Linked DNA regions of Homo sapiens: regions 1 and 2 are each linked to region 3. The links are chromatin loops, found by intact Hi-C in ENCODE. Cell type or tissue: B cell. All regions are shown on one strand. Each heading gives the region's core, and the rest is flanking DNA. Links, peaks and the distances in the headings are about the cores only.

Evidence for each region. A loop is a pair of places that touch in the nucleus more often than their neighbours do. Peaks named below come from ENCODE experiments on the same cell type or tissue, not always from the same donor. Only the 100,000 strongest peaks of a DNase experiment are listed, where the experiment ranks them.
Region 1: a loop joins it to region 3, with 6 times the contacts of the local background. A loop is called at or near these places in 2 of 110 quality-filtered maps.
Region 2: a loop joins it to region 3, with 3 times the contacts of the local background. A loop is called at or near these places in 4 of 110 quality-filtered maps.

Annotation. Positions count from the first base shown.
Region 1 is chrX:66,008,382-66,017,300 of GRCh38, reverse strand. It overlaps MIR223HG (MIR223 host gene), which reads right to left and starts at 1,840. Exons shown (of 3, transcript NR_170299.1): 1 at 1,750-1,840; 2 at 112-236. RefSeq lists an enhancer at 3,982-4,051. In B cell, for the core only: no CTCF peak of the experiment used is centred there; DNase peaks (open chromatin) are centred at 1,910 and 3,770; H3K4me3 peaks cover 4,600 bases; H3K27ac peaks cover 5,000 bases.
Region 2 is chrX:65,731,638-65,738,235 of GRCh38, reverse strand. It overlaps MSN (moesin), which reads right to left. Exons shown (of 13, transcript NM_002444.3): 6 at 6,252-6,398; 7 at 4,956-5,052; 8 at 2,806-2,969; 9 at 1,311-1,441; 10 at 898-1,058. Among named protein-coding and RNA genes, the nearest start is that of MSN, 67 kb to the right of the region's middle. In B cell, for the core only: no CTCF peak of the experiment used is centred there; no DNase peak of the experiment used is centred there; H3K27ac peaks cover 2,803 bases.
Region 3 is chrX:66,104,610-66,115,366 of GRCh38, reverse strand. No RefSeq gene overlaps it. Among named protein-coding and RNA genes, the nearest start is that of HEPH, 54 kb to the left of the region's middle. In B cell, for the core only: CTCF peaks have their summits at 4,853 and 5,052 (motif pointing left); a DNase peak (open chromatin) is centred at 5,076.

The sequences.
Region 1 (8,919 bases), core at 27-5,026, 95 kb after region 3:
TGTTCTAATGCTGTCTTGGCCATCAACTAGCCAATCATGGCTTGGGCAAGTCTTTCTTTGGGTTTCAGTTGTCTTCTCTGGAAATGAGAACAAGGAGACTTACCTACTTACCTGGCAAAGTTGTTGGAAAGTGTTGCTAAGCTTTCCAGAGCCTCCCACATAGGAGCTCAAAAGGACCTTGTCTCAGCCCCTGGACCTATGGTTGGAGGCCAGCCAAGCAAGCTGATTAACAGAGTCTGAGTTGGGGATGGCAGGAGAAAAAGAAATGGATTGTTACCTTTTTTGTATCATTACACTCATTGGCTGTCAGCTCCAGTAAGAAGACCTAGATAAGCTGGAGGTGTTCACAGCCTTTTGAATGCACTTTCTGACTTTATTCACCTCCAGAAAGGCTGGAAAGGAGGCATGAAAGGGGCTAAAAATTATTAGTACTTTGAAATTTGTGGAGCCTTATAGACAACATTGCTTCAGTATTAATGGAAGGAGTTAGTGGTTGAGCTGAAACTAGACTGGTATGCCTCTCCAATGGAGTGTATGTAAGAAAATCACATTCAGTTGAGAAATGTTCACCAGACCCATAGAAAGAAGACATAAATATCTATATGGGATGATATTAAGGGAATTTGAAAGCTCTTCTCTTGGTCTGTTATATTACTTAGAATAACATCATTTTTCCCCATATGAAATGCAAAATCCTCTACTGAAGAGCGTCATCAAGCCACTATTGTTGATGCAAAGGATGGGTCAGTTTTTATGGAGGGAATTGGAGGGAATAGACCAGAAGAATTAGGGGTAAGTAGGTGTCTAGGAATCTCTGAACACTCAGAGTGAGCCAAGTACCTGAAAGAAAAATAGAAGAAAAGAAGAAGTCCTCAGGACCATGCCTAAAAATCCCAGACTGCCTCTAGTATGAGCAGGACCTGTCCTGGGTCAGTTACAGGACAGGTCCTGCTGCTTGATGTCTCAGTCCTCCTAGGATAGAGCAAAAAGAGGACTGACCTGGGAGCCCAGACCCAGCTGTGCTACAGATTCTCTGTATGACTTTGGGCAAGTCCCTTTCTTCCTCTTTCTGGACCTCAGTTTCTTCCATATGTACCTAGTCTCTAAGAGTCTTTCAATTTTGAATCTCTAGGAGTCAAAGATTGGACTAGAAAAGAGGCTTTCATCTTTGAGTCATGCCTCTCAGAGAGTGCTATATGGATTACCACCAGCACTCTCCTCTTGAATGTGTTCAGCCCCACCCACAGTTACATATGCAAAGATTACTCTCATCTTCTTTCTTGACAGAGGGCTGACAATCATGAAAATTAGGAATCTAATAACCATGGGTCTCTAGACAGCATCTATCTAATCATTCTTTTCCTCTTTTTACTTTTTTATTTTGCAAAAGGGGTGAAAAAACTGTGTCCTAGATTGGAGAAAGGACTTACCCAAAGATACACATTGGGTAAATGGTAAAACCAGGACTGCTACTCAGGTTTCCTGACTCCTGGGTCCAAAGGCCATTCCACTTCCATGTGACTATCTCCTAAACATCCTGATTGGATAGAAAATATCCTATCCCCTTTTCCCCTCCATTAGAACCTCTAGGATAAAAGGCCAATGGAAGCCTTCTTCCTCCCACCTTTGACCTTAATCCCTGAGGAGGGTCTGAAGAGAATGGGATGGGCAGATCCAAGCCACCCTTGGCTGCCATGGACTCTGCCCCAGCTTGAGAATCCAAGAAGAGAGGGCAAATGGATACCATACCTGTCAGTGGAGTGGTGCCTTGGTCATGGAGGGGACTCTGATTCCCCAGTGCTGAGCCAACCTGCAGGGGCCAGATGGAATTGGGCTTTCTGCCGTGAGCAAGAAGCTTCTGTGTTTTGAAGGGCCCTTGGTGTCTTCAACAGGAAACAGAAATGAGGAAGATAAGACTGAGGTTAGCCAACGGAAATCTGGATGCAAAATGACAAAACAATGCTGTTGTGAAAGGGTCTGCTACTGCAGCAATAGTAGCAGGCCACTGCCCTGCCTCCACCAACTCCCAGCTGACCTTCAACAGACACTAACTTTCCAAGCTGCAGAGAGAGAGAGAGTAGAAAGCACCTGGCTGCCCTAGGCTCTGCCTGTGGGTCAAGGAGGTTTTCCCAGAATAATTGAGGGAAACCTGGAATACCAGAACTGAGACATTATCTAATGAAAAAACCCGTAGTCAAAATTGAGAAACAGAGCCTCTGAGGGATAAAAGGAAATACTCAGTATCACAAAGCAAATTAGTGGAAAGCTGAAATTTAAACCCATCCCCATGGACTCCAAATCACATGTTCTTTCACTCTGCCAGAATGCCTCCTGGTCCTGGAATACCATTTTACTTCCAACTTCTCTCCTGGCATACAGAACCAGCTACATAATTTGCAAGGCCCAGTAAAAAATGAAAACGATAGGCCCTTTATTTAAAAATTAAGAATATCAAGATGATGACAGCAGAACATTAAACTAAGTGTGGGGTCCTTCTAAGCATGGAGCCCTGTGAAGCTGTACAAGTCATATGCCTATGAAGCTGGCTCTGGGGCACAGTTATGACCACAAGCCACATTCTGTCATCTTGGGGCTTGCTGAAGGAAATAAATAAGGAAATTCACATTTATTGGAGTACTTATGATATTCTTTCATGTGTATTATCTAATTTATTCAACAACTCTCTGGTATGGTATTATTATTCTTATTTATAGGTGAGGAAACTGAGGCACACAGAAATAAAGTGACCTGTCTAAGGAAACAAAACTAGAAAATAATAGAGAAGGCAGATTTTTCACTCAGGTCTAACTCCAAATGTTGAGGTTTTCGTCTACTTTCCCACATTGGCTACAAGGAAGGGAGAAGAAAGTAGTTGACTTTGAGAAAGAAAAATTAGTGCCAGACCCCTAAGTTCAACTGTGACCTTCAGGCTAATGAGGGACATGAAAGGTGTGAAAAGAAGGTGGATGGTTTCTTAATGCCTCATGTTTGCAGTCTCCTGGAAGTCCCCACTAACAGCCAGGAAGATGATGAATTCCCATCATGCAGTGCCCTCCACCATGAATTCTGATGGCATGAAGGATGGGAGGGGCAATGCTTTCAGGTTATACTTTGATAGCTTTCAATGACTGCAGTGCCCAAGTCACAGTCCTCTGTCTACACTAGTGGAAGTATGGCCCTGAGTGATAGTCAAGCCGTGGTAAATAATCTTTTCAAGCTATGTACATTCTTATATACTCAGGCTCAAAAGAAAGACCACATTCTGCGAGCCAAGAGCCCTGGGCCCTAGTCCCCACTCTACTACCTCCCTGGGCATTAGTTTCTCCTTTAATCAACAGAGGTTGGACTAAATGGTCTTGGAGACCACTCCAACTCAAACATTCCCTGGTTCCTTTGTGGCTCTTCGTTACTCACTGTGGGCTTCCCCATGGTTGCAGGACCTGAGGCTCTGTGAAAGCCTGAAATAGGGATTCACTTGCACTAACATCACTCTGTAGAAAACTTCCTTCTACCAGAATAATTTATTGGCTCAGGCCTCAAGACCCCAGATCTAGCTTCTAGAAAGATTCAGTTCTTGTTTCTTTTGGTTTCTGACTAAAGCTTGGAGCGGAAGTAGGGTAGTCCTGCGGGCACTTTGCTAAAATGGGACCCCCTTCTTCCTACGCATACCATAGAGATTAAGTTTAGCTACACACGTTTTTTTCTTCCCTATCAATTAGGGTACTCTACTGGCCTTTTAACAGGGGTTTCTGGAGACAATGTGTTTACCTAAAGTAGTAATTAATGGTATCTATTTTGAGTCCAAAGACAGGGCAATAAAAGAGAGCATTAGGAAACAGAAGGCTCTGAAAATCATACTACCTATGCATATGGCCTGAATGCGAGAAAAGGGAACTGTGCTCAGAGTTCCTCTTTAGCCCACAAACACAAAGTATGCTGGGAAGGGCCAAGTTTCCAATAACAGCACAAAGGGGCTTCTTCTTTTTGATCTGTTGTCCAGGCTTCTGCAGAGAGCAACCAAAAGTCACAAAGTTTTCCCATTTTGTATGATTTCTGCCTTGCCTGTGCTTGTGAAGGGAGATGAGAAAGAAGGGAAAATAGTTGACAAGCGGAGCAAGCAGGCAGTGCTGGGGTCCCACACTGCAGACACACTCATTTGTTTCCGCAGTACTGGAATGGAAAGAACACTGAATCAGAGTCCCTGCATCTTAGACCCTGGGTTATAGACCAAGCTCTGTAACTTATTGATTATGTGACCTTGAACAATCACACACAGCCTGTCTGAGCCTTAGTCCTCACATCAGATTGAAGGATTCTCAGGCTAAAGGGAAATGGAAGACAGGTGTGCACCCCAAGAGCTATGTCACCCTACAGAATATGATAAGTAATTTGACAAAGTCATGAAGTGCCGTCAGATACGTATATAAGATTCTCCCAGGGCAGAAGATGAGAAGGTGATGGTAACTGGAAAGGTTCTCAGAAGAATAAGATTTTGGCTACATCTTAAGGGATAGAGAGGAAAAAAATGATGCTCACTGTCTCTGGAAAGCCTTCTCTGACAACCACCTGCAAAATTAGTTGCTTCCCACCTTGCCCTCCTCTACTCTTGAAAAACATCCACACAGCACTTAGGTGTCAGTCTCTCCCAGAAGACCAAGCACTGCCCAAAGTAGGAACTATGTTTGATCTTTACTGTCTTCTTAGGCCTAGGAATAAACTAGTTATCCCAGAACTGTGAGGTGAATAAGTGAATGAGTCAATGCATAAGCAAAAGAAAGAGACCTCATAGCCCAATGTCCCCACATTGCTTAGCTTACCCAACCTCCATGAAGGAGCTGAGAAGCCCCCACCCTTCACTTTGAGTTTATCTTCCTGTTCACTCACCCCCACCTCCTTTCAGAAGACTTTCAAGAAGAGGCCCCAGGGAAAATTGCAAAGCTAAGGCCACTTCCTGTGCAAGTGGCTTGTGTCCACACACTCTACCTCAACCCTAGTGATTGCTATGCATAGGATTGCATTGGGGTTTCCTCTGAAAGGAAATACAAAGGCTGATGCAATGTGTAGGGCACCCGCAGGCCAGGACTAAAGAACTTTTTGTACACCTGGGCCTAGGGACAGAGGTTTCACTGTGAGGCTGCCACAAAACAGTGACACTGACAAGATAAATGGCAGCAATTAACCCAATAACTACAGCTTAAGTATATTCAGCAAGGGTGTGTTGAGCACCTACTGGCTACAAAGCTCTATGCTTGGCAAAAGGGGAAAAAATAAACATACAACAGAACAGAAATATACAACAATCTAATACAAATGTAATGCGAGCCACAATTATTATAATAACCACATGAAAAATTTTTAAGTGAAACTAATTTTAATAATATATTTTGTTTAGCTCAATACATCCACAATGTTATTTCAACCTGTAAACAATGTAAGTATTTGTTAATAAGATATTTTACATTATTCAAAATGTAGTATGTATTTTATGCAAACAGTACATCTCAATTTGAACTTGCCATATTTCTAGTGTTAAATTGCCATCTGTGGCTAGTGGCTACTGTATTGACCAGAACAGGTATAAGACATGGTCCCTACCCTCTAGGAATTCACAATCTAGTCCAGAAAACAGAGTGCTACATAAGCATGTTCAAAAAATGAGTACAATAGTGGAGGTGCATGTATGGAAAAGAGAACTGTACTGAGGGTCAGGAGATCTGGGCTACAGTCTTTTCTCTGCCACTAATTCTCTGTGTGACCTTGAGCAAATCCCTCTCCCTTTCTGGGCCTCCAAATTTCCATCTCTACAATAAGTCTGATTAAATTTATTCACAAAACAAATACAAGTTGAATGTGTTCTAAGTGTCAGGCATGGTGCAAGGTACTCAAGATGCAGAAGTGAAAAAGACATATAAAACGCTTGCCTTCTTGACATATACCGTGTGGTGGAAAATAGCCATTAAACAAATTTTTTAAATATGTCAAGAAAGGGGGAAGATCAGAGAGCAGGGAGAACACGTAACAGGATAACATAATCCACCAGACTTGGATAGGTCAAGAAAACTTCTCTAAGGAAGTAACTTTTAAAGTGAGACGGAAAAATGAAAAGTAGTGAGCCAAGTGGATAATGGGTGCAAGGCAATTCCAAGCAGAAGAAGCAACATGTATAAAGGTTCTGAGATGGAGAATAATGTGGCATATTCCAAGAAGATAAAAGGCTGGTATGGCTTGAAAAAGAGTGAGCAAAGGAAAAAATAGCACAAAGCAAATAGAAGAGTTAAGCCGGGGGCCAAACTAAGAAAGGACTTGTATGCTATGTTGGGCGTTTGAGACATGAGAAGCCAGAAAGTGTATATATGTGATGCAGTGCCCTTCTATATTCAAGCCTAGGATTTTAGGGGTCCAGACTATGGCAACAAACAGGAAAAAAAAGTTAATTTCAACTGGTTGGATTAGAGACTTCACAGAAGAGGCCGAATTTTAAAAGAGCCTTGAAGGATAACAGGATCAATAATCAGAGAAAGGCATTTCAGGCAGAGGAAAGAACCCAAGTAAAGGTGCAGAGATAGGAAAGAATATGGTGAGCTTGTGTGAATAGGGAGACTACCGATACAAAATGGCAAATATAAGCCTGAGAGCATTTTTAAGTATCTATAGATATCGTAGAATAATAGTAGCCCAAAGGCCTATCCAACACACCAAATGTGCTCTGGAGGAAACCTGGCAAAGAGGTTCGACCTATCAGGAGATCCATTTTGTACTGGAATAACAATAATTAACAAGTATTGTGAGCTTACTAAGTGCCAGGCACTGTTTGAAGCCCTTTACATATGTTAGTTTATGTAATCCTAACAACAACCTTATGAGGGAGATACTATAATTACCTATTAAATGGCAGATGTAGGATATAAATATCATGCAACAATTTATGAAAGGTAGAAATTTTGGAGCAATCTACAAAAAAATATACAATATGTCTCTGGCTGGAAAATGTCAAATTCAAGTCAGTTATCATCTCAGTCTTTAAGGGCAGTTTTTTCCAAGAAAACCTCATTAATTTCCAATTTATGATTGTTAGATAAGTCTGAGCTGAAGCTTTTGTTTAGCTTCTTAGAAAGACAAAATAAATGAAGTAAATAAAATAGGAGTTCCAGGGAGTTGTTTAAAGACAGAAAACCAAACTGGTTCTACTTACTACCCATACCTCACTCCCACTTAGAGTCCTTCAGAACCTTCCATCTATGGCAGAAATAACTGAAGTGACCCTAATCAACCATTTTAATCTATTTCCTATAATGGCCCACCTAAAGGTTTTTACTAAGCAGTAGCTGTTTTTGTTTTGTTTGTTTGTTTTTTTCTTAAAATGAGTAAAGAGTTTATCTGGGCCAAGCTTGAGAGCTGCAACTCAGGAGCATAGATTCGAGTTGCCCTAAATATACACTCCCTTGGGAAAAATTTTAAATGGACAATGAAGAAATGAATGAGGAATCAACTTTCAATAGCCTATTGTAAATAGTATATTTGGAAGGAACAAACATGTATTTATTTAAAATATATATTCTCACTCTAGTCTGTCTCTCACTCCCACTATTCACATCACACCTGTAGTCCCAGCTACTGGGGAGGCTGAAGCAGGAGGATCACTTGAGCCCAGGAGTTCAAGGCTGTAGTGCACTATGGTCACCTGTGAATAGCCACTGCACTCCAGCCTAGGCAACAGAGGAAAACCTTGTCTCAAAAAATAAATAAATAAGAGGAAATTCTGTCATTTTCAACAACATAAATGGAATTGGAGATTACGTGAAGTGAAATAAGCCAGGCACAGGAAGACAAATGCCACATAATCTCACTTACAGGTGGATTCTAAGATAATGAAAGTTATAGAAGCGGAGAGTAGAATGACGGTTACAGAGGCTTGGGGGTGGGTGGAATGGGGAGATAATTTTCAAAGGGTACAAAGTTTCAGACAGAAGGAATAGGGTTTTTTTGAGATCTATTGCACAGCATGGTGAATACAGTTAATAATAGTATATTGCATGTTTCAGAATTGCTAAGAGAGTACATTTCAAATTATTCAACAAATTATAAGTATTTGAGACAATGGATATATTAAATTTAATTACTCCACATTGTATTCATAAATCATAACATCACTTTGTATCCCACAAATACAATTATAAATTTACAATAAAAAATTAAATGAATATATCTATATATCTGTATGTATCTATATATCAGTATAGAGATATTTCCTAATTCAGACTGGGGTAGTTGCCCGTGATATCATTGACTTGGCACACACAGACTATTTTCATCTTCTTAGTTTGTCTTCTGAGTAAAGGAAGGGCAAGAATTGTGCCTTTTGGGAAACAAAAAGAAAATTTAGAACAGACCCTTGAGCTTTCACCACAGCTAAACATTTGCTAGAACTAGATTTGGCACTGATTCAGGAATCAGTCAATCCCTAAAAAATTGATACCTCATGGGGTTACAAAGTGGAATCCTGAGAGCTCCTGTAAAGGCCAGATAATGCAAGGTAAGAAGCAGAAAAGCTTCATATTGGCATCAGAAGGGACACTGCCTTCTATTATCGGTTCTAGGCAGAATAGGAAGTGGGAATTGGAAGAAAAACACTTTTGTTGAGTACTTATTATGTACCACCTACTCTCACTCTCTATTACATCACTTATTACTCTCAATAACCTTATAAAATAGGAAGTGGGAATTGGAAGAAAAACACTTTTGTTGAGTACTTATTATGTACCACCTACTCTCACTCTCTATTATATCACTTATTACTCTCAATAACCTTATAAAATAGGAATCATTTCTATTTCGCAAATGTAGGCATTGAAGCATGAAGAAATTAAGCAACTTCCTTCAACGTCACATATTTAGTAAGTGGCAAAGCTGAGATTTATA
Region 2 (6,598 bases), core at 168-5,167, 370 kb after region 3:
AGCTGGGGGCCTCAGTAAAGCTTTGGCCATCATTGGGTCACTTCCTGAAGTGGCAGATCCTTTCCTGATATCCTAGAATGCTCAGGATTCGACTAAGAGTCTTCCCAGGACAAGTACAGGAAAGACACTCAAGTGTCACAAAGCTATCTGAACAAGGAAAAAAGCTTATGCACACCTTGGGTAAATCTCCCATGACAGCTTCCTCATGAGAGACAGGTCTTGGTTCCCTCTATTCCCACCTCCAACAGTACAAAGGAAGAGTATATGTCAAGGAGTTTGGACCACAGGTTCTTAACTTCTGAGTCACAGAACCCTTGGAAACTGTGATGAAAGTATGGATGCCAAATGCCCCAAAAATGCATAGACACATAGTTTTGCATGTGATTTCAGGGAGCAAAGCTTTCAAACAGAGGCAGAAATGGGTGGGTTCTAATCCTTATTTAGCTACAATTGTGTGATCTTTGGTGAATCTCTTCCCTGAGCTCTAATTTCCTTATCTGGGATATTATCTCATATGAGGTTAATCCCATAGGGTTACTGGGAAGAAGAAATAAGTAAGGAAAAGGGAAATATTCCCAACACAGCAACATACAGCAGGAGCTCAAATATGAGTCCCTTTTGTTCTTTTCTCCTTCCCTTTCCTTTGCCAGGTCAATCAGCTCAGATACCCAAGAGTTAAGAAAGTGAACAGAAACTAAGGGTTAGGGAAGACTGCAAAAATTTCTGGGCCACACTAGTGACTTCTCAGCTTGCTTCTGAACTAGTTATTTGCTGGAGGCCCATGGAGTGGTAGCCTGCTCTAAAAAGCCAGCATGTAAGCAAAAGTAGCTATAAGTAAGTAGGCAGACAAGGAAGAAAGTTCAGTTCCCATAATCCCAGCCCACCCTACAGCTTTACCAGCTGTTCCTGAGTCTTTTTCTGGTCCCGGGAGGCCTGCAGCAAGGCCTCCTTGGCCTCTTCAGCTTCTTGACGCTCCTTGGCCAGCTTTTCAGCCTCGCTCTGGGCACGCTTCCGTTCCTGCTCAAGTTCCAGAGCCCTACGGGTCTGTTCTTCCAGTTCTGAGCAGAAAAGGAGGGGAGAAGGCAGTGAAGAGCACAGAGATAAAGACGACACAATAGCTTCGTTCCTGGAAATGATCCACCCCAAGACAAAGCTGGCAGAAAGTTCTGAGCTCTCTTCTTGCCCATTCTTCTTCTAGTCTGTAGCCACACCTGAACTACATTGTCTGAGTCTACAGCTCAGGCAGAAGGTTCTCCAGCTCAGAGTTAGGCCTGGAAAAATCCAATCTCCAAGGTGACTCCAAGCCTCACCTTGCTGAGCCTTCTTAGTCTGTTCCTCGATCTGCTTCAGCCTCTCCATCAGCTCCTCCTTCTCCCGTTCAATCTTCTCTTTCTCCTTCTCTGCCATTTCACGCTTCTTCTTCTCATTTTCCAGCATAGCACTAGGGAAGGAGATAAAATGGATAGAACAGGATAACAACGCTCCACAAAAGCCTGGGGAGGCCAGGCGCGGTGGCTCACACCTGTAATCCCAGCACTTTGGGAGGCCGAGGTGGGCAGATCACGAGGTCAGGAGATCGAGACCATCCTGGCTAACACAGTGAAACCCCGTCTCTACTAAAAATACAAAAAAAATTGGCTGGGCATAGTGGCATGCGCCTGTAGTCCTAGCTACTCAGGAGGCTGAGGCAGGAGAATTGCTTGAAGACAGGAGGCGGAGGTTGCAGTGAGCTGAGATTGCGCCACTGCACTCCAGCGTGGGCAAAAGAGCAAGACTCCATCTAAAAAAAAAAAAAAAAGCCTGGGGAATTCCAAGGCTTGCTGCCTCTGGGTCTCTCAACCCAACCTTCCCAACACACTTAGGGATTGTGAGTTTGGGCCACCCTCCCTTACCTCTATACCCTTGTCCTCATATCATAGCCCCACATAGGCCAGTGTACACGGGGCCCTGTCAATGTACCCCTGAGTCAGGAATCCTAGCTCTCCCACCAACCCACTGGGTGACCTTAGCTATGTCACTGCTTTGCTCTTGTTCCCCTATCTTGAAAATGGTCCAATAAGACCTGCCCTATCCACCTTGTTAGGGAGACAAGTTTTGGCTCTGTGCTGGGATGAAGTGCTTCAAGTCTAGTAATCTCTACGGCTAGTGCATCAGTCCTCAGGTCTAACACTGCCTGCCCTAAAGCCCAGCTCTAGGCTTCTTTTTCCCAGAGTCTGTTACAAATCTGGAATAAGTATTTGCTTTTGCTTTTTCTTGCCCTAGCACCTCTTCCAGGAACCTTCTTATCTCCCTTGGCTAGGTATTCTCCATCTGGGCCCTCAGAATACTTGGCTTACCCTTCTCCCCATCCCTCTTCTATGTTTTTGTCTCCATAGCACTTCTTAACCATCTTATGTACCACATAATTTGCTTATTTATTATGTTCGTCTCCTCCCCACTAGAATGCTAGCTTCACAAAAGCAGAGATTTTTGGTCTTTTCTTATTCATTGCTCAATAAATATTTATTAAGTGAATGAATGACATGGCCTTTGTACCTTGAGTTATGTATATATTGTTTTCCCTCTCTCTGCTACTAGACTGAGTAGACTGTGAGGTCCTACAGGGCAGTTTCCTGCTAGATCCAGCTCTGTAAAAACTGCCCCTCAAACTTGGTAGATTTTTTCTGAATAAATGTGAATATTGGTGTCTAACCTCTCATCTATGAAGTCCTAGGTTGGCCTCATGTCCTGACTTAGCATGCAGGGCACCTTTGAGAAGCTTCCTTGCCCCAGCCCTGGCCCCCCACATCAGTGTGCAGCACCTACCGCTCCATCTGCTTCTGGTGCTTCTCCTCCCGGGCCTGTGCCTTCATCTGCTGCACCTCAATGGTATCAGGCTTGCGACGGCGCATGTATAGTTCATGGTTCCCCATGCACAAGGCCAAGATCCGCTTGTTAATCCGCAGCCGGGGAGCATAGAAGACGAAGTCCTGGTGGGAAATCAGCAATCAGAAAGAATTTGGAGGGACAGGTGAAGGTGATCTTCTGCCTTCTGAAAAGCTAAATCCAAAAGCACTGGAAAGAATATTTAATCTGACCTCCTGCACTACAGATGGGAAGACTAATTATCAGAGTGGTAAAGTGACTTGCCCAGGGTTAGACAGTAGACAGACCCAAGACTAGAAACCCAGGTTTCTTGACTCTGAAACCCATGTTCTTCCCATAATTTCTTTCAATCTTTGCTTATGAAACCACAATTTCTTTCAATCTTTGCTTGTGAAAGCATCCTAAATTACTCTTAATCAAGTTGAAGGATTCAAACTTTCTCTGCTAATTAGGGAACATGCTAGGTCTCAGGTGACCTCTTTTGGAAGCCAAATGACCCCTGAATAATACCCTGGTGGGTGCAGTATGGGTGGCTGGACTGTTTCTACAATCTCCTAAAAGCAAATCCTAGACCCAGCCCCTTAAATCCTTTTTGGAACAAGGCAGGCTGTAAATACATACATGAATACATAAATCTCCTGATCACTGCTTGTCCTGGTTGTTGTTTTTAAAATGAGCCCTTGATCTCAGCTGGCTTTGTTACTTAACTTTTTCTGATAATAGTTGAGCACAGCAGCAATAAAAGAAAACACACAAGAAAATCCAGTGAGTTTGAGTTTGTTACTACAAATACCACTGGACCGAAGTCACCAGCTGATGGGCACCACCATCTCCTCTGCCACTGACCACACACTGCTACTGTCTCATATAGCTTGGGGTGCAGGTATAAATCCCAGCTCTACCATTTTTAGCTGTGTGATCTTGGGCAAATCACTCCATCTCTCTAACCTCAGTTTTGTCAGCCATAAAATTAGTATGCTACTTAGTACCTACCTGACCATGTTGCTGAGGGTTTAAGGAGACAACATGTGTAAAGTCCCTAGCAGGGGAAGTTCAGGCACCTCATGGCTGGAGAAGAATCACTGAGCCTTCATGAAAAGGGTCAGGCTCAGCATTGTCACTGGGCCTTGTTGGACATGCAGTATCCCAGAAAAGGGGACACTCAGCTCAGTTTCCTAACCTACCCACAATCACCAGCTGTCTGGTCTTGTCAGCTGCAGGCTACTGAGTGGGTAAGAAGCATGGCGAGTGTGTTAGAGAAATGAATGAACTTAAAGCACTTTTTTGGTCTTGGATTGCTCTGGAGAAAAGTCTGAGAGGGCAGCAGTAAAGTTCTACCAAGAAGTCTGTAGGATCATCTTCAGATTTGGACTTTGGCCACAGCCCTTTCTCCACAATAAAAAAAAAAGAAGTCAAGGGCTGGGCATGGTGGCTCACGCCTATAATCCCAGCACTTTGGGAGGCCAAGGCAGGCAAATCACCTGAGGTCAGGAGTTCAAGACCAGCCCGGCCAACATGTTGAAGCCCTGTCTCTACTAAAACTACAAAAATTAGCCAGGCATGGTGGCATGCGCCTGTAATCCCAGCTACTCGGGAGGCTGAGGTTGTAGTGAGCCAAGATTGCACCACTGCACTCCAGCCTGGGCAACAGAGCGAGACTCCATCAAAAAAAAGAAAGAGAGAGAGAGAGAGAGGAAGGAAGGAAGGAATCAAATATGTGAACAGTGTCCACTTTCTGGGACCCAGGGGCTTGGAAATATGAGATGCATTCGGTTTCCACCCCAGAACCTCAGGGCAGCAGAGGCAATGGCTAAGAAGCAGTTCTTAACACTGCCTGTGGCTCTCCCACATCCACAGTGAGAGAGACAGGTAGCAGAGTAGAACCAGGTACAGGATGTCTGCTGGCCATTTCTTGGCATCAACATCCCCCTCCATTCCCAATCTCTATTTGTGCTTCCTGTTCGTGCACATGCGCGCACACACGTACACACAAACACATCAGAAAAGGAAGAGAAAAATAGAATAGCATGATTGCTCATTATGCAGGCCTTGGCAAGTACCTGTCTTGGTCAGAGGGAGGAATCACTCACCGGGGCTTTTTTGTCAATGGGCTTGATGACAAATTTCTTATCATTGAAAGAGATGTTCCTGATTTCACTCCAGGGGAAGCCTATCTTGGGAGTTAGTCTGTAGAAATAGAAACCAATAACATCAGGACAAGGGCAAGACAAGAAGGGTGTAGAGAACTGGGGGCTTGCCCTCACTGTCACCTCCAAGCTTCTATGTCTCTCTCTCTCTTTTTTTTTTTTTAAAATAAATAGAGACGAGGTCTCACTATGTTACCCAGGTTGGTCTTGAACTCTTGGGCTTGAGCAATCTTCCCTCCTCAGCCTCCCAAAGTGCTGGGATTACAGGCGTGAGCCACTGAGCCTGGCCAAACAAACACTTCTCTCTGGAGGAGGTAGACTCAGTGACAGCTCAGCCAGTGTCATCACACGCCACCAGGTCAGCTGCCAGCATTGAGAGTTCACTAAAGATCTCCTGATAGTACAACTAACATATGATTCCTTGTCTCAAGTTTGTTTTGTTATGTATTTGTTTGAGGCATGGAACTTGTAACAGTTCCTCAAGGGAATCCCCAGCCCTATTTAACTGAGTCTCTTCTATCCAAGCTTACAAAAGTTTGAGAGAAAGTAAATAATGAACTCCAAGATTCAGGAGTTATATGGAACAATAATTTATTGCTCTCCATCCTCACCAAGAGCACACCAAGTGAAAAATATAAGCAAGTGGGATAAGGCTACAGTGAGAGGATTATAGGCCAAAAGCCACTTAACCATCACAGGAGACTAATTACAAATGCTGATAAGATAGTCTAGGCCTGCACGATCCAATAAAAACATAATGACTGTCACATATATAATTTTAAGTTTTCTAGTAGCCACATGAAAATAAGTAAAAAGAAATGGATGTAATAAAATTATAGTAAGTTTAGTTAACCCAATATATCTAAAATATTATCATTTAAACATGTAAATAAATATTTTTTAAAATATTAAGACATTTTACGTTCTGTTTTTCACACTAAGTCTTCAAAGTCCAGTGTGTAGTTTACACTTACAGCAGCACATCTCAATTCAAAGTAGCCACATTTCAAGTGTTCAATAGCCCCATGTGGCTGGTGGCTACCATAGTTGACAGTGTGAGTCTAGTCAATACAGGATTTAGTATTGACTAAGGGAAGTTGTGAAATCATCTGGGCTGGACTAAATTAGGTAGAAAAAGAACTGAGATGGGACCCAAGAGATATGGCCCTGCTCCTTGGTGAAAAGTGAGCCCTAGATGTTAACGTGACCTAAATAAACTAAAAGAGATCTGAGATATACCTGTCATTCTGCTCATAGATGTTGAGACCCAGGGCATCCACCCCCAGCCACAGCTCTGAGCCTTTCTTGTTCTTGATGCTGAAGTAGTTCACACCATACATCTCCAGATCTTGAGCAATCTTCAGATATTCCAGGACAGCATCCTCCCTAAATGACACAGAGTTGGGGGTCACAAAGTGGGGCTTGTGAGTCAGACCCAAGGAGATAGAAAGCCTGCTTACTCTGTACTTCTGACAAGGATCTTGCTATCAGGAGTGGGAAAGGGGACAAAAGGCAAGCAGATGATGGAGAACAGAGCACAGCATGACTTTTGCAAAGCAAAATCTCCTAACAAAAACCTAGGGTCT
Region 3 (10,757 bases), core at 2,954-7,953:
CATAATATTTGTCATTTTATTTCATTATAATTTCAAATATATTAAATTTATAATTTAAGAGAATGAGCAATATGTACCATATGTGTGTATATAATCACTTTGCCTACTTTTAAAATAGGTTTTTATCACAGTATTATATGCTTGTTGTAGAAAATTTAGAAAATCGAAGTAAGCAAAAAATATTAATGTTTATATTATCATCTAGTGATAACCACTGTCAACATTTTGTGTCCTATTACTTTGTGAATGTGGGTATTTTTATTTATAAAATAATTTATTTTATTTTATACTACCTGGAAAGTTTCTTTTTTTACTTAAAATATATTATGAATATTGACATTCATTAGCATTCTTATACAGCTTAATTTTTCATGCAACTAATTTTATAGTATTTTTCATGCAACTAATTTTATAGTATTTAGGTTGTTTCCAGTTTTTCATATTACATACAACTATTTAAGTAAGTAATAGCTTATAGCTGAATCTTGACACATATCCATAATTAGTCCCCATACATACTTGAAATGAGGTTTCTAAGCCAAAGATTGAATATCTTAAGGTTTTATATAAATATTGTTAGAGATGTTAAATTCCCACCACTAGAGTGTGGTTGCCTGTTTATTTGAACTCTCACCAATGTGCCAACACTGGAGATTAACATTGTTTTCAATCTTTGCCAATTTGATATGCAAAGGATTATAGCTCATTGCTGTTACAACTTGCATTTTGACCACGTTTTCCCAAACCTTAACTGGCTGATTATTTGAATTGCCTCTCTATGTCTTTGTCCATTTTTTTTTTCTAATGGAGTTTTTGTCTTTTAGTAATTTATAAGAGCTTATTGCATGCTAACAATAGTAGTTCTTTGTTATATGTGTTGAAAATATTTCCCCATTTTGTATTTTACCTTTTAATTTTGTTTATATTTTATTTTTTAATTTATGGTATTCATGTACATAGGTTTTTTTTGTGGTCAAATCCATTACATTTTTTAATGGTTTTTCTCTGTGGCAAATTCTGTCTCTATAGGAGAGTATTTTGATAACAATTTTTGGCTATACATTTGCACAAGTCTTTGAAGTTTATGGCTTCTGATGCATTGTTGTTGAATTGTTGCTTTGTTGAAACTTCATTGCAACATTTCAAGACCATTGTTTGGTGTTCCCTTATTTCTAGTATGGTCAGAGCTTTCATATTATGAATGAACAAACCTTTGCCAAAGACTTTCCAAAATATTTGAAGCAAAATAATATGACCAGCTTCCGACAGCTCAACATGTGTAAGTATGACTGTTTTATTTCTGCAAGCATTATTATAATTCAGTGGAATATTGCAGAAAAGTTAACTGTTTTTTTAAACATATGAATATCACTCTGAGTTGAGTGGGGGCTATTACAACAGTTTATTATTGAAATTCTACTTAGTTTGGTTTATCGATTGGGAAACCAATTTTAGTGATTGGGGTTCCAAACAAAAATTTCCTTTCATCCTCAGCAAACACGAATAGAAAACCAAACACCGCATGTTCTCACATAAGTGGGACTTGAACAATGAGAACACATTGACACAGAAAGTGGAATAACACACACCAGGACCTGCTGTGGGGTGGGGGATGAGGAGAGAGAACTTAGAGGACAGGTCAATAGGTGCAGCAAACCAGCATGGCACACAAATACCTATGTAACAAACCCTCACGCTCTGCACATGTATCCCCCCACCCTTTCTTTTTTTAGAAGAAATAAAGAAAAAAAAATATTTCTGGAAAAAGATCTGCATTAATCCTTTTGAGTTATAGAATCTTAGAGCTGAATGGAACTGAATTTATCAAGTTCTATTCTGTTATATTACAGCTTAGGAATGGAGCCCAAGAAGATTAAATATACTTGTGCCAGGTCATAATGCTAGAGAAGTCAGGTCTGGACTCCATTACTTTGAGTAAAAGTGAATTATCTTCCTCTCTCAGATCTTCGGAATTTAAGGTCTGACACTGCACATATATGAGTTCTACTGCTGCCCAAAACCCCTTTTTTCTATTAATACATGATTTTTGTGTTACCATTACAAATAATTGAGAAATACATAAAAGTATATATACCAAATTAATAGAAGCTTCAAATAGAAATAGTGCATTGAATTCTTACTCTTCCATAATATTTCACATTTCTAAACTAATTTGTTTTATAGTAACATATATTCTTTTTATAAAATTTTTGAATTCAGTGGTTATTGTTGTGGCTCATAGATAGAAAAAATACTCCCCACTATTTTAAGAATGAGAAATTACAGTAAATTAGTCGAGGTCAATGGTAAGAAAATGCAGCTTGACTAATAGGATAGTCAGTAAGAAATGTAATAGTCTTCTCTTTAAAGATTACTGTGTGTGTGTGTGTGTGCGTGTGTGTGTGTGTGTAAAGTTGACATATGACCAGTTAAGAAAATTTAGAAAATAAAACCACAAAAGGAGGGGGGAAGTCATCCATATTCTTAGAATCCAGTCAACTGCTTATTGATGTTTTATATAGTCTAATTTTCTTAGTGCTTATGTAGGAAAGATTAGCAAGCTCCTATTTTTCCTTGTGCCCCTCCTTTCCACTTTCTCACTGTCCAAGAGTAGTTTCTTAGTATTCCAACCTTTAACCCTTTCTAATAAATTATAAATATTGCTTGTTCTAATTAGTGATACCTATTACTGTCTGTTTTAACTTTTCAAAATATAATCTGTTTCTTTTCTATTTTTTTTTTATTTTTGAGACAGAGTCTTGTTCTGTAGCCCAAGCTGGAATGCAATAGCACAATCACAGCTGACTGCAGCATCCACCTCTAGTACTCAAGTGATCCTCCTGCCTCAGCCTCCCGAGTAGCTGGGACCATAGGTTTGTTTTTTTACTTTTAATTTTTTGTAGGGATGGGGGTCTCACTATGTTGCCCAGGCTGGCCTTAAACTCCTGGGCTCAAGCTATCCTCCTGCCTTGGCCTCCAAGGTGTTGTGATTACAGGTGTGAGCCACTGCACCTGACCAGACTGTGTCATTCTTATTCAAAACTCTCAGCTGATTCCCACCACAGTACATGAAATAAGTCCAGCATCTGTATCTGACATTTACATTCTTCGACAGTTCAGCCTTATCCTCTGTTTTTTATTCCTTCTTACCTCACCTCTGTTCTCATTCATGTTGCGTGTGTGTGTGTGTGTGTGTGTGTGTGTGTTACAGACACACACACATCTTTTCACCACACAGGGTAGTTATTCTCTTTTCATGCCTTATACCATTGTTTCTCAAACTGACTATGGTGAAGGACATTTTTTTTAAGTTCTGATCTATCACAAATCAATACTTTATGAAATATAAGAATGGATTATTAGAAAAAATGATGATGTTTGGATGTAACAACAATGTCACGTTACTATATAAGTTTCTAAGGAACTACTCTCAGTTTTTATACTTATGTGATCAACAACCAATAACAAATGGTTTGCAGACAAGCATCATTCCACGGACCACAATTTGTATAACACTGCCATTAACTTTCCTATATCAATGCCTTTCATCAAGCCATTTCCTTTCCTGGACTGCCCTTTCTTCCCAACTTCATTCCTAGTATTTGCTTACCAGAGTTTTCATCTTTCAAGTCCCAGCTCAAATTTTACCTCCCTCTAGAAGTCTCATATACCCCAGTCAGAATTAATCTCTTTTCACAAATGCCCACCGTGCTTCATTTATAAGACAAACACAGTGCTTATCACAGCCTGATTTTTTTACTGAGATTTAATTCACATACTATACAATTCACCCATTTAAAGTGGTCAATTCTATCATATTTAGTATACACACAGTGGTGCAACCATAATTACAATCTAATTCTAGAATATTTCCATCACACCAAAGGAAATCCCCTGCTGATTAGCAATGACACCCCATTTCCCCCACTCCACACTTTATTATAGCCTGACTTTATTGTGGTTATTTGGATATGTATGTCTCCCTTTTAAAAAGTTGCATATTCTTAGAAGAGGGATATTGGCAAGGGGACGTTACTCATCTCTAAAGCAGGAACTATGAAGGAGTGTAGATAGGCTACAGTGTTGTTTTTATAATATTTATCACACATTTGCTAATCATTGAATTGTCTGTTTTATAGATAAGTTACAGACAAATCATTTGTTGAATGTTATAGACAAGTTTCAGAAACCTCTGCTTTAGAATCACCTTTCTTCAATAGCAGCATTTATTTCTCATGGCTTTATTCTCTGGGAATGTACAGATGTTAAGGAAAACTACATCGGCTGATGATCATTCACTCTCAAATGAGTTAGCCTTTTTCATTTTTTTTCATTTTCTGTGTTCAACAGGTTAGCAGGGTTTTTTTTTAATAAAGCAATATATATGAGATTCATCAAATATCCTGATGCACATTTTCTTCCTATGGAATTCTGTGGGAGAATTTTTATTCCTGTGACAAGTTTTCTAGAAAAACAAGTCTGAATTTTTCTATTTTGTGAGGTTTCTTGTGGAGATATATGATATATCCCCAACCACCGCAGGCATAATTCACTATTTCCTCCTGTATTCTCCCAAACACTTTTTATGGTCCTTACTCCAGTATTCAATCATGTTGTGTTAACAGTAGTCATGAAGGTATTTGTATTTCCTGCTAAATTATTAGCTTCTTGAAGACAGAAATTGCATCTCATTGGCCTGTTCATCCTCCACAGAGCCTAGCCAACTACCTGAGATGGAGTTGTGTTCAGTAAATGTTTGTTAAATGGATAAATAAGAAAATTAAAAGTTTTAGAGTGGAATGGCCATGGGGATATATGTTAGCTTGTTTGGTTTTAAATGTATTCTAAATTGAGAAATAATATATCTTTATTTTTAAAAAGTGGATCTTCAATAAAAAAAAAGAATCCTAAGTCATAACTTTTATATTATCTCCTCTAATAGAGGATGCGGGAATTAGAAATGAAAGTTAAACCTTTCACCACATGGGGGAGAAGTAATGCTTCAGAAAGTAATTCCTGAAAGAAATATGTCCCCTTATAAAATATATTCTGGCAACTCCCCCTATTGGTTAGGCATAGATTTGCAGCTGCCCTTGTTTAACCCCTTTCACCCCAAAGCTGGGGGTGCGGGATGTCGGGCTCTGTTTACCTAAAGTATTTTTACCTTTGACACATGTGTCAAGAAAACCTGAGGGAGAGTTTTTATTAAAAAGCAAATTATGATTTTCCTAGACTAGAAAATTCCCATGAAATTATTATTCTTAGTGAATATCAGCAGGGTGCCTGGACTACGCATAACATGCTTTATCATGTAGGACAGATGCCCTCTAGAAAATGCCCCACGGTATATTTCAGGGAAGTATAATCAGATAGAGTATGCATACAAACTTCAGACCAAAAGTGTATGATCTATTCAGGAGGATCCTGACCGTCCTTTGGAAGGGCGGGGTACCAAAGAGAGTGAGTAGACTGTAATATCTCCTTGGGACAAAATATAAGTTGGATAGGATTCAAGAATTCAAAATTCAGAGAGGAATTCTCACGCATGTGTTTAAAGTATTGCATACGAGGTAGCTCAAATAAATGTAGAGAAGATAGAGGGGTTTATGTTTAAAGATAAAAGGGGGAAAACTACTAAAGAAAAATAAGAAAAAGAGATAGAGTGATATAGAACCTAATAAAAGATCAAAGAAAAAAATACGTTTTCTTCCCATATCCAGTTTGAGTCTCTGGAGGAATTTGAAGATTGAACAATGTAGTCTCATTTGTAGCTTTTTCCATAGCAAGAACATTTTATTTATTGCCCTAGGTTATCCAGGAAATAGAAGCTGATTACGCCCCAGAAAGAAAGTAGTCACTACTCACATGAATTGACACATGAAGGCCTAGTGTCTAATATTTCAAAGGAAGTACTTATAAAGTTGAGGTTGCTTTTGGTTAGAATTCAGCTGTAGCTTTCTTCCTAGCAAAGTACATTGAGATTCCTCATGCTCGACACAGAGTAAGTTTAATATCTTATCACTTAAAGTACAGTGATCTTTATAATAATAAAATTCTGAAAACTAGGATTAATAATTTAAAGCATAAATGTTAGTCATTCTTGTGACTTATGTTTCAAATATGAGATAAAAAGTTCCCTTTTAATTTTCAGCAAAAACAGTTATGAGTGGTATTTTAAGCCCAAGAAGAAGAATTCTATGCCAAGTTTTGTTGCTAGATTATGATGGTATAAAGAATGTGATTCATATCCTCATCAGGGCATTTAAAAAACACTGCTCATAAACCGGAATAAGACAGAATCTCCCTGCATGTCTTTGGAAACCAATGCCTTCCTGAGAGAAGGCACAAAGGGAAAGTTAGACTTCTTAACACATGAAGAAACAATATTTCTGAAATAGTATTTTCATGTATACATACTCTGGCTAACAGCTACTGGTATACTTTGCTTCTTTCCTTACTTAGTTTCTGTGAACTATGAAACTCTGTGTGTGTTCATTAATCCAGATTCCTACATGAGCTTAAAGGAACAGGATAGGTAAGCCACATCTAGTTTCAACAAACATTTCAAAGTACCTCATTATGCTTGGTTACCATCCTTTCCTGACTCACTCTTAAGATAAACCAGACTGCACCTGGAAAGTAGCAGTTCCTTGCATTTTAAGAAGTATCTTACTGATACCCACTTAGCTTTCTCTGGATTAGTTATGTAGTCATTGTTGTGACTTTCTTCTTACATTAAAATACATACATATGCATATGCAATGCCTCCAATTCTTGTTTATTCAGAGGCAGGTGATCTAGATTGTCATCTCTTCAAGTCTCTTTGTTTCTTCTTTCTCATACTACCTTTATTTACATCATTTCCAAAGAGTGAGCAGAGCATTAAAAGGAGATGAAATTCAAATCAGTTAAGTCACGCTTTGGGTTCCAAGATGGCTGAATAGGAACAGCTCCAGTCTGCAGCTCCCAGTATGATCGACACAGAAGGTGGGTGATTTCTGCATTTCCAACTGAGGTACCTGGTTCTTCTCACTGGGACTGGTTGCACAGTGGGTGAAGCCCACTGAGGGTGAGGTGAAGCAGGGTGGGGTGTCACCTCATCCAGGAAGTGCAAGGGGTCAGGGATTTCCCTTTCCTAGCCAAGGGAAGCTGTGACAGATGGTACCTGGAAAATCTGGACACTCCCACCCTAATACTGTGCTTTTCCAATGGTCTTAGCAAATGGCACACCAGGAGATTATATCCCATGCCTGGCCCGGGGTGGGGGGTCCCACACCCAGAGCCTGCTCACTGCTAGTGCAGCAATCCAAGATTGAACTGCAGGCAGCAGCCGGGGTTGGGGGAGGGGCATCTGCCATTGCTGAGGCTTGAGTAGGTAAACAAAGCCACCAGGAAGCTCGAACTGGGTGGAGCTCACCTCAGCTCAACGAGGCCTGCCTGCCTCTGTAGACTCCACCTCTGGGGGCAGGGCATAGCTGAAAAAAATGCAGCAGAAACCTCTGCAGACTTAAACGTCCTTGTCTGACAGTTATGAAGAGAGCAGTGGTTCTCCCAGCATAGAGTTTGAGCTCTGAGAACGGACGGACTGCCTCCTCAAGTGGGTCACCGACCCCCGTGTAGCCTAACTGGGAGACACCTGCCAGTAGGGGCTGACTCACACCTCATACAACTGGGTGCCTCTCTGAGACGAAGCTTCCAGAGGAAGGATCAGGCAACAATATTTCCTATTCTGCAGCCTCCACTGGTGATACCCAGGCAAACATGGTCTGGAGTGGACCTCCAGCAAACTCCAACAGACCTGCAGCTGAGGGTCCTGACTGTTAGAAGGAAAACTAACAAACAGAAAGGAATAGCATCAACATCAACAAAAAGGATATCCACACCAAAAGTCCATCTGTAGGTCACCATCATCAAAGACCAAAGGTAGATAAAACCACAAAGATGGGGAGAAACCAGAGCAGAAAAGCTGAAAATCCTAAAATGCAGAGCACCCCTCCCCTCCAAAGGATCACAGCTCCTCACCAGCAACGGAACAAAGTAGGACAGAGAATGACTTTGATGAATTCCCAGAAGTAGGCTTCAGAAAGTCGGTAATAACAAACTTCCCCCAGCTAAAGGAGAATGTTTGAACCCATCACAAGGAAGCTAAAAACCTTGAAAAAAAGATTATATGAATGGCTAACCAGAGTAAACAGTGTAGAGAAGGCCTTAAATGACCTGGTGGAGCTGAAAACCGTGGTCCAAGAAATATGTGATGCATGCACAAGCTTCAGTAGCCAATTCAATCACGTGGAAGAAAGGGTATCAGTGATGGAAGATCAAATGAATGAAATGAAGTGAGAAGAGAAGTTTAGAGAAAAAAGAATAAAAAGAAATGAACAAAGCCTCCAAGAAATATGGGACTATGTGAAAAGATCAAATCTACGTTTGATTGGTGTACGTGAAAGTGACGAGGAGAATGGAACCAAGCTGAAAAACACTCTTCAGGATATTATTCAGGAGAACTTCCCCAACCAAGCAGGTCAACACTGAAATTAAGGAAATACAGAGAATGCCAGAAAGATACTCCTTGAGAAGAACAACACCAAGACACATAATTGTCAGACTCACCAAGGTTGAAATGAAGGAAAAAAAGTTAAAGGCAGCCAGAGATAAAGGTTGGGTTACCCACAAAGGGACGCCCATCAGACTAACAGCGGATCTCTCAGCAGAAACCCTACAAACCAGAAGAGAGTGGGGTCCAATATTCAACATTCTAGAGAAAATAATTTTCAACCCAGAATTTCATAACCAGCCAAACTAAGCTTCAAAAGTGAAGGAGAAATAAAATACTTTACAGACAAGCAAATGCTGAGAGATTTTGTCACCACCAGGCCTGCCTCACAAGAGCTTCCGAAGGAAGCACTAAACATGGAAAGGAATAACCAGTACCAGCCACTGCAAAAACATGCCAAATTGTAAAGACCATCGAGGCTAGGAAGAAACTGCATCAACTAATGGGCAAAATAACTAGCTAACATCATAATGACAGGTTAAAATTCACACATAACAATACTAACCTTAAATGTAAATGGGCTAAACACCCCAATTAAAAGACACAGAATGGCAAATTGGATAAAGGGTCAAGACTCATCAGTGTGCTGTATTCAGGAGACCCATCTCACATGCAGAGACACACATAGGCTCAAAATAAAGGGATGGAGGAAGATCTACCAAGCAAATGGAAAGCAAAAAAATGCAGGGGTTGCAATCCTAGTCTCTGATAAAACAGACTTTAAACCAACCAAGATCAAAAGAGACAAAGAAGGCCATTACATAATGGTAAAGGGATCAATTCAACAAGAAGAGCTAACTATCCTAAATATATATGCACCCCATACAAGAGCACCCAGATTCATAAAGCAAGTTCTGAGAGACCTACAAAGAGACTTAGACTCCCACACAATAATAATGGGAGACTTGAACACCTCACTGTCAATATTAGACAGATCAATGAGACAGAAGGTTAACAAGGATATCCAGAACTTGAACTCAGCTCTGCACCAAGCGGACCTAATAGACATCTACAGAACTCTCCACCCCAAATCAACAGAATACACACTCTTCTCAGCACCACATCACACTTACTCCAAAATTGACCACATAGTTGGAAGTAAAGCTCTCCTCAGCTAATGTAAAAGAACAGAAATCACAACAAACTGTCTCTCAGATCACAGTGCAATCAAATTAGAACTCAGGATTAAGAAACTCAGTCAATACCGCACAACAACATGGAAACTGAACAACCTGCACCTGAATGACTACTGGGTAAATAAAGAAATGAAGGCAGAAATAAATATGTTCTTTGAAACCAATGAGAACAAAGACAAAACATTCCAAAATCTCTGGGACACATTTAAAGCAGTGTGTAGAGGGAAATTTATAGCACTAAATGCCCACAAGAGAAAGCAGGAAAGATCTAAAATTGACACCCTAACATCACAATTAAAAGAACTAGAGAAGCAAGAGCAAACAAATTCAAAAGCTAGTAGAAGGCAAGAAATAACTAAGATCAGAGCAGAATTGAAGGAAATAGAGACAAAAAACCCTTCAAAAAAAAATCAATGAATCCAGGAGCTATTTTTTTGAAAAGATCAACAAAATAGATCGCTATCAAGACTAATAAAGAAAAAAAGAGAGAAGAATCAAATAGACACAATAGAAAATGATAAAGGGGATATCACCACCGATCCCACAGAAATACAAACTACCATCAGAAAATACTATAAACACCTCTGTACAAATAAACTAGAAAATCTAGAAGAAATGGATAAATTCCTGGACACATACACCCTCCCAACACTAAGCCAGGAAGAAGTTGAATCACTGAATAGACCAACAGCAGGCTCTGAAATTGAGGCAATAATTAGTAGCCTACCACCCAAAAAAAGTCCAGGACCAGATGGATCCACAGCCGAATACTACCAGATGTACAAACAGGAGCCAGTACCATTCCTTCTGAAAGTATTCCAATCGATAGAAAAAGAGAGAATCCTCCCTAACTCATTTTATGAGCCCAGCATCATCCTGATACCAAAGCCTGGCAGAGACACAACAAAAAAAAGAGAATTTTAGACCAATATCCCTGATGAACATCAATGTAAAAATCCTCAATAAAATACTGGCAAACCAAATCCAGCAGCACATCAAAAAGCTTATCCACCAAGATCAAGTTGGCTTCACCCTGGGATGCAAGGCTGATTCAACATATGCAAATC